Linked DNA regions of Mus musculus: region 1 is linked to region 2. A link is a loop called in an ENCODE intact Hi-C map of the cell type or tissue named here. Cell type or tissue: gastrocnemius. All regions are shown on one strand.

Region 1 (4,000 bases), 96 kb after region 2:
AGAAGTGACCAGTGCTTCCCTTCTTCCCACCCACTGGCTCCTGTATGGTTACTAGGACAGCACAGCAGCCACCAAGCTCCCAGTTCCCTCCCTGCTGGTTCAGCTTTCGCCCTCCTTCTGGGATCAGCCTCAGGCAGACTGCAGGCAGATGGCTGACTCTCCACCTTGTCTCTTTCTTCTGTTCCCTGAGAGCTTCTCCAAAGGGCCAGCTCCAAGGCTGGAAGTGCTAATCATTCATACATTTTCATCATTCTCTTGTCATATTAAATTCATAGATTATCTTCCAGTTGTCACTACTGAAGGAAATTCATACCCTTTTAACACATGTAAAAATAGAATATTGAAAAGTAGAATAAAAATAGCCAGTGGCAAGGAGGCTTCTGTGTCTGCTGGGATTCCGGTGGCTGTAGGCAGACGCCCTGCTGAGGAGGGAGGGTGCTATCATCTCTCCTTAGAGCATTTCTCCAAGGTCTTGGAAACCAGAACACGTGTGACTAGTATGTAAAGTCTTAGGGGGCAAGTTTAAGTAGCTCAGTTGATTTGTTGGCACCTTTTAGTTAAGGCTATGAAATCTGTATTCATTGATAACAAGAAAGGAGGACATGAGCCCAGTTCTCTGGCTGGGTTTATTAGGTAACCCTTATGTTTATAGTAGAATTTGTTGTTGTTGGTGGTGGTGGTGGTTGGTTGGTTTTGGTTTGGTTTGGTTTTGGTTTCTCTGTGTAGCCCTGGCTGTCCTGAAACTCCCTCTGTAGACCAGGCTGGCCTCGAACTCAGGGATCCACCTGACCGCTGCTTCTCAAGTGCTGGGATCAAAGGCGTGCTCTACCATGCCTGGCAGGAAATGATTTCATTTTAATTGAATTATTTAATTAATTTTAAGTTAATTATTTAATTAAATTTGGGGGCTAGAGTGGTAATTCAGGATTTAAGAGGGTTTGCTGCTATTCTGGGGGCCTGAGTTCAGTTCTAGCACACACTGGGCCATCTCACAACCACCTAATTTCAGCTCCAAGAGATCTGATCCCCTCATCTGAACTCTGTGTGTGTCCTCCCCCAGTACATACATGTGTGGCCTACACTCAGTGCATACCCATATCCATACATGAGAAAAGTACAGTTTAGACATCAAAAGGATCAAGGTTTTAATCACACAAATGTGTTTTAGTTATAAGTGGAGGTTCTAAAATATTTATAATTTAAAATACTCACCAGATATATTAAAATCTTTCATTAAGATAAGTGCTTAGAAAAGTCCCTGTGAGAGCTGGGACAGCATGTCACACATTGAGTAGCAGGTTCACAGTGCTCCATATGAGATAAACAACATGCATATTGTTCTTAGACAAGTGAGCTTTTCCCTGTGTGAGGCAGAGTAGCCCAGGCTGGCCCTAGACTCGCCACTGTATAGGGAGTCCTGTCCCCAGTCTCACGGTTCTACTAGAATAAATGGCACATCTTTATTATTAGAAAAATTGGAACAGACAAAAGAAATACAAACATAACACATGAGGATTTTGCTTAAATTGGAATGTAGGTTTATTTGGGGCCACACTAACCAGAACTGTAGATTTGGGGATCTAGAAGAATGAGTGCAGTGAATGAGTTGCAGGCTCTACTGCAGCCTGGTGGAGCAGGTGAGGTCAGTGAGAGACATACATAGGTGCTGGAAGGAAATGACCACTGCAGACCGGCTAGGCTGGAGGCCTCTCTTGCTCTCCACAGCCCTCTTGCTAGGCTGCCAGCCAAAGCTTCGATGTGACAGCCTCTCCGTTAGATCATTAGTGGGAGATTGGTGAGAGGGTTTCAAATGCTGTGTAAAGCCTTTTGCCTCTGCAGGTTTTTGTTTTGCTTTTGAGACAGGATTTCCCTCTGTACCTCAGGCCGAGAGAGCCTGTGGTTCTGCAGCAGCAGCCTCCTGAATGCTCTCCCACTGTACTGAGCGCCATGAGAATTCCCTGTCCTTCCCTCTTTCTCTCTCTTGAACTATTACAATGTATTTACCAAAAAGTGCAGTATGAAAGTGTGCTTGCCCAGCTTTGAGAGTAAATTAAAATAGGCAGGGATGTGGATTTCCTTGCTGACCAATGGCCAGCTTGTTCCAAGGCTCGCAACTCCAGGGTATGGTTTCTTCATATTGTTTCTTTGCCTGTAGTTGCCATCTCCATACATTGATCGGTCATGTGACAAAGGGAAAGATTCCTCCTAGTACTCCTTGGATGCGTCAGCCCCGTTTAATTTCACTGATCATCTTTCATGCATGTATTTCTTGAGCTTAGAAGGCGGGCCTTGCTTGTGTGTTTCCTTGGTGGGCTCTGAGAAGCTTTGAGTGGTGAATAGAGTTTCTTAACTAAATGTCTCTTGATTTGAAAGAGAAACCCTAGATACGTTAGTACATGCAGAGTATATTTGGCTTTATAAACAAAAATATGTGAAAGCACTTAATAATGTAGATACGCTGAATTCTTACAACACAGAAACAAATGGGGCGCTAGTATAGGTTGTCATTATTCTTAGAAAAATAAAACTTCTTTTGTTTGCTTTTAAACCTGTTATGTTTTATTTCCAACAAGATCTGCCAGTTCTGTTCTGAGAACTGTCTCTCTTCAGAGGGGAGCTAAGCAGCAGCTATCCCACTATCTCCACTATCTCCCCATCCCACTAAGGCCCTAGTGACCAGCCAGAGTGTGCTTTCACCCAGTCCTAGTGACCAGCCAGAGTGTGCTTTCACCCAGTCCTAGTGACCAGCCAGAGTGTGGTTTCACCCAGTGGGGCTTTGAGTTTATTGGGTTACTTACTGTGGATGACAGGTTACTGGAAAGACATGACAGCTGCACTGAGAAGTCTTTAGCCAGCACGAGCTCTCCCTGGCTCTGCAGACTTCCTCCTCTCAGGTCTCCACAGCCTATATACTCCAGCCCCTCCTCTGGAAGGGAATGCCAGCTGTCAACACACCCAGCTGTGATCGCTTGCAACCAGACACAGCTGAACTATTGATGATGGAGACTTTGGCCCTGAGGATGGTACCGTCCACCCTGTTCTTCTTTTAACTTTATAATGAACACTGATAGCTCTCTGGGGTTAAAACATGTATAGGCTAGAGATGCAGCTCAGTGGTGTGCATGGCAACCTGAGTTCAGTCCATAGCATAAATAATGGAGTGTAATTACGTACATTCGTGAGGGATACTGATAGTCACAAGTACCTTGTCTTTCCTCTTCCCCAACCAGGTTCCTGGGACATCCTGCGGCGAAGCTTCTCTATGCCTACAACCCCAGCAGGGAGAGCGAGGTTGTGGTGAACTCAGTGTTTACAGCTGCTAGACATTTCCATGTGCCGCCTGTCCATTGCAGGGTGAGTGCTGATGAGTCTGACTTTCTGCTCAGAGCCCCTTTCTGGCCGTGTTTCCATTTGGTTGCTTGTTGGTTGCTTTGTGTGTACTTTCCCATCCATTTTTTTCATGGTTTTGGTAGTGCTGGATACTTGATGGGGAAAAATGGCAAGTTTTTCAGTCACCTTGAACTTCCTTAAGCTTTTAATGATTTTGATTGCCATGTTGCTCCATGTTAAAACGTTCACAAACTAACGAGAGCAAGGAAATGTTAACAGAGAAGCCCTAAGTTTGGTCTATGATTGGTTTGGTTTATGCAGATAAACACTGTCCCTGGTTTTTAGTACCATGTCAATATATTTAATAAAAAAAAAATCTGCCCATCTGTACATCATCCTCTGTACTTAAATAGAAACAGACTGTTAGGTACAGACAGGTGGACACGTGGGTGAAGCGGAGTGTAGAAAGTAAGGCACACGGCTCCAATCTGCAGTGAGGGAACTGGGCAGTTATTTGCCGTGATTGGCAGCTGCTGTTGGAGTGACAGATGTCAGTTTGGAGAGGCTCGGGGCTTCGTGATGCTGATAAAGGATGCAGGATGTGAGCGAGGAGCTGTTTGCAGTAGTCAGGAGGGAAGAAAGGCTGTGGCTACTTTCCAGGTGGCTAACG
Region 2 (4,000 bases):
CCTTACACAGCTCCAGCCACACTGGCCTCACGCAGCACCCTCCTGTTTCAAGGTCTCAGCTGTGCTCTGCCAAGACTGTTCTTGTCCCAGAGAGCTGTGGGGTAATATTTGCTCACATGCCGTCTTTTTATTGAAGCCTGCCTTTGTCTTGACGCTGAAAATTGTGCCTGTTCCTACTTACCACTTCTACTGCCTCAGCCACCTTCTCCTACTGGGACGATAACCTCTACTTCCCATGGAAGGCTGGTCAATGCTCCTCACTGCTACATCAGACTTCCTTCCTGCCTTACAGAGAATTCAACATCCTGGCTTGGGACTCACACAGGTCCAGAAATAGACCTGCTTCTTGTCAGTGACTTTCATGGCAAATGTTGAACACAGTGTCTGCTGTGGTCTGAATGGAAGAGGACATTTCTCTAGTGGGATTTTCATTAGATAAACTCATGTTTTGTCACTTAAGGCTTATACAAATTTGACTCTTTAGGATATGAAAACATCTATTAAACAGAATTTATTGTTTGTTCTATTTTATAACCTTATGTATTGCCACCCTGACTTTGACATGATACATTTTGAAAACTGTATGTTTATGACCATATATATATAATATGCATATTTTTTCATTTTCTGCTAAACATTTTTTTTATTCTCTAAAGGATTGAAATTAGCAAAGTCAAAGCAATCTGCCTAGAAATGTACATTAAAATCGTAACTTTCCCATTTTGTGGCTAAGTGCCTCGAGGCTTGGGATCTGTCTGAAGTCACTCTTTTGGTGGACTGTGAGTTAGTCCTGGTCGTCACACCTCCTGAAGATCAATGATCTCTTACCCAAGATCACCTTCAAAATGCGTGTGGGGCGAATGTGCAGCTAGCCAGGTTATATTTACTTATTAGCTGGCACTAGCTAATAAAGTTGGGGCAAACAAGACCAAGCCACCATCTCTCTGGCTGGCTCACAGATGGAATGAGATTTAATTTGAAAATATATAGAACCCATTTCTATAAAGCTTTGGCAGTTCACCCTCTGGCATTAGCATTGAGAATTATTAATTACCACCCTGGTTCCACGTGTGCATATGTGTCTGTTTTGTAAGATCTAATGAGGAAGTGTTGGATCAAGTACATCAAATATATTCTTAAGAAAGGCCAATGGTAGGTTTTAAAATCTACTAACCAAAAGAAACACGAGTGGGACGATGTTAATTAGATCAATGTAGCCATTCCATAATGTCTGCAACATGTTGTAGACCATAAATATGTATTCTTTTTTAATATTTAAAATGTTAATTAATTTTTAACAAACAAACAGTGTAGACCTTGTCAGGTAAAACTGTTTTGTTGGGATGCAGAATGGTAACCATAGTAGCCAGGTCAGGTTGCTCAGACACTTGTGAGGCTGGGGACTTCAGGAGAGACTTGGTCACCATCCCTTTTATCTCCAGGACTAATGACCCTTTTTCTTTTTCCACTTACAGTTCTCAGTGGTTGCAAAACGGAAGTCAAGTTTTCCCATGTTTGTTGAAGTGCAGACTTGCTTTAGGCCAGGGATAAATTAACAGTAAACTCAGGTTGAAAACCTGGACCAGCACAGAACTGAGAACTCATGACTTTTCTAATCTGCCATCTGTGCTAGGACGGGGTAATTACAGAGATTTTGCAACTGTTTATACAGCATTTGAAATTCTAGACTTCTACTCCCAGGAGATCAGGGTCAGACTGTTTATGTCTCTCATCAGTTGAGTGAGAGTCTCTTTACTATTTTAAATGGTCCCTCCATCCTGCCCTGTTTCCTGATAACCAACCTTCACCAAGAGCTCGGAACAGGCAGTAATAATTAGACATTAACAAAGGACGGGTTTTTAAGCTAGTCCTTTATGGTTTATGGTACGCAGATTTTAGGAGCTGTTTTGTATTTGCTGGGGGAAAAACCGTAAGAAATGGGAATGTAGGATGAACATACTCAGGTTTACCCAAGATTAAAGGGAAGGCACGTTCTATTTCTATTTTACAATTCACTGTCCCAGAGTGTTGGCTGTTTGGAATGCAGCCTATGCCCTGTTGGCAGGGATTTGGAATCAATTTACAGTGTGTGAGATGATAACACATGTTCTGGATCAGGGGCAGGGAATGCTCGGAGCTGTAACTCTGTCTGTCTCCCCATTAGCACAAAGTCTTGCAAACTCGAAGCTGGAGAAGTGCCTAAAAATGCTAGGCTCAGAATGTATGTGTGCCTTTACAAATGCAACACAAAACATAGGCCCAGGATAAATGCCATAAATTGAAGTCATCAAAAAAGATGAAGACAAAAAAACCCACCTCCATTTAACTGATTTCCTGGTATTGGGTAGAGATGCTACTTTTGTGAACCAGAAATACAGCTGTATGCACATTGACATCTGTGCCTAGTGTTTCGATAACGTTCAACAACAGCTGGAGACTGCATCTGAGACTCACTCGTGGGGAGAAAAAACTCGGTGGAAAGCGTCTGTGCTAATAAGGCACAGCAGTATGTGTACAAAATTCAGACAGTGTAAGTTGAAACCTGATACCCCCGAGGCACGAGGTAGAAGCTGACTCTTGGCTCTAGAAGCTAAACAATCAAGTAACGTGTATGTGCGTGTAAGGGCAGGCTTGGGACAGGCGCCATTCAGAAGCCTTTGTGAAACCAAATGGCAAGGCTCAGCCAAACGATGAAACGCTGTTCTTCGAAAGATGAGATTTACACATTGAAATGATCAGAAAATTAAAAGTTAGATTTCTTTTTTATTTAAATCCTAAAACCTATTGTGTTCTGGACTTTTAAATGAATGCCTTATTGCTTTTACTTTACCTGTACACATATATGTATATGTATGTGTGTGTGTGTGTGTGTGTGTGTGTGTATATATATATATATATATATATATATATATATACATATACATACATACGCACACACATTCTCTGATGATGGTCTTGAGTAAATGTCAGTGGCTATGTGATTTTAAATATTCAGACTATAAAATCATTGCACAAATCATAATTGACTTTGTGTTTTTAGAACATTTTACTGATTGACAACATAACCAACTTAAGTATGTCTGAATTATTTATTACCAAAATTTTGTCAAAAAGACTCTGATTAAATAAATGGTCAAGAAAAAGGGCACATCTTCAGTTAGAGGAAAGATTATTTTATCATTGCTTATTTGAGTTTAGAAGTATAAGAATTTGTGAAATGAGCCAGGCTTGGGCTGAGGCAAGAATATTCCTCGAGCCTAGGAATCTAAGGTCAGTATGGGCAATATTGCAAACTCAGTCTGAAAAAATGAAGAAGGGACAGGGCTGTAGCACAGGGGTGAAGGGCTTGACCCATGGTCCTGAGAAGAAAGAAGACTTCCCTAATATGTTCAAGGCCCTGGGTTTGATTTCCAGCACCACATGAACCAGGTGTAACTTAGAAGATGGAGACAGAAAATCAGGAATTTAAGGCTATCCATGGCTACGTATGAGTTTGGAGAAAACCTGGGGTACATAAGAACTTGTCTCAAAGAAAAAAAAACTTTAAAACCACCTCTTGATTTTGTTCTGCCAGGAAACATTTGTGAATGCCCAAAAGACCACCAAGGAGCTGATTCCGATGCAATCACATTGGTGTCTTTATTCAAGCTGGAGCTTGGACCACACCACTGTCTCTGACACAGGAGAATGGGAAGGCAGGGGGCAGGGGGATGGGGGCAAGCCCAGCTTCAGGCAAGCATTTAGAGAGGCAAGAAGGGGGTATCTAGCCTGGTACATATGTGATTGGGAGGCCATTACAGCCTTTAACATAATTGGCTGGTGCCGGGAGCCAAACCATAAAGCTAACTTCTGCTTTCCTTCTGAATGGTGGTTGTTAGGAAGTGAAGTGTCAAGGGCAGGCTTGTAACCTGGAGGTGCAGATTTGTTGGGGAATAATCTGGAAACAGATGCTAGACACAGGTCTTGTTAGGGGCTGTCTTAGTCAGGGCTTGTATTCCTG

The links. Hi-C counts contacts between places; a loop is a spot of excess contacts. Peaks named below come from ENCODE experiments on the same cell type or tissue, not always from the same donor. Only the 100,000 strongest peaks of a DNase experiment are listed, where the experiment ranks them.
Region 1: it touches region 2 in a loop (2.3-fold over the local background); 1 of 42 quality-filtered maps calls a loop at or near these places.

What each region holds. Positions count from the first base shown.
Region 1 is chr3:83,961,652-83,965,651 of GRCm38, reverse strand. It overlaps Tmem131l (transmembrane 131 like), which reads left to right. Exons shown (of 35, transcript NM_172681.4): 5 at 3,231-3,354. Among named protein-coding and RNA genes, the nearest start is that of Tmem131l, 77 kb to the left of the region's middle. In gastrocnemius, no CTCF peak of the experiment used is centred here; DNase peaks (open chromatin) are centred at 106 and 1,743; H3K4me3 peaks cover 137 bases; H3K27ac peaks cover 1,376 bases.
Region 2 is chr3:84,057,986-84,061,985 of GRCm38, reverse strand. It overlaps Gm30458 (a long non-coding RNA gene), which reads right to left and starts at 322. Exons shown (of 2, transcript XR_375756.3): 1 at 182-322. In gastrocnemius, no CTCF peak of the experiment used is centred here; a DNase peak (open chromatin) is centred at 2,087; H3K4me3 peaks cover 746 bases; H3K27ac peaks cover 2,244 bases.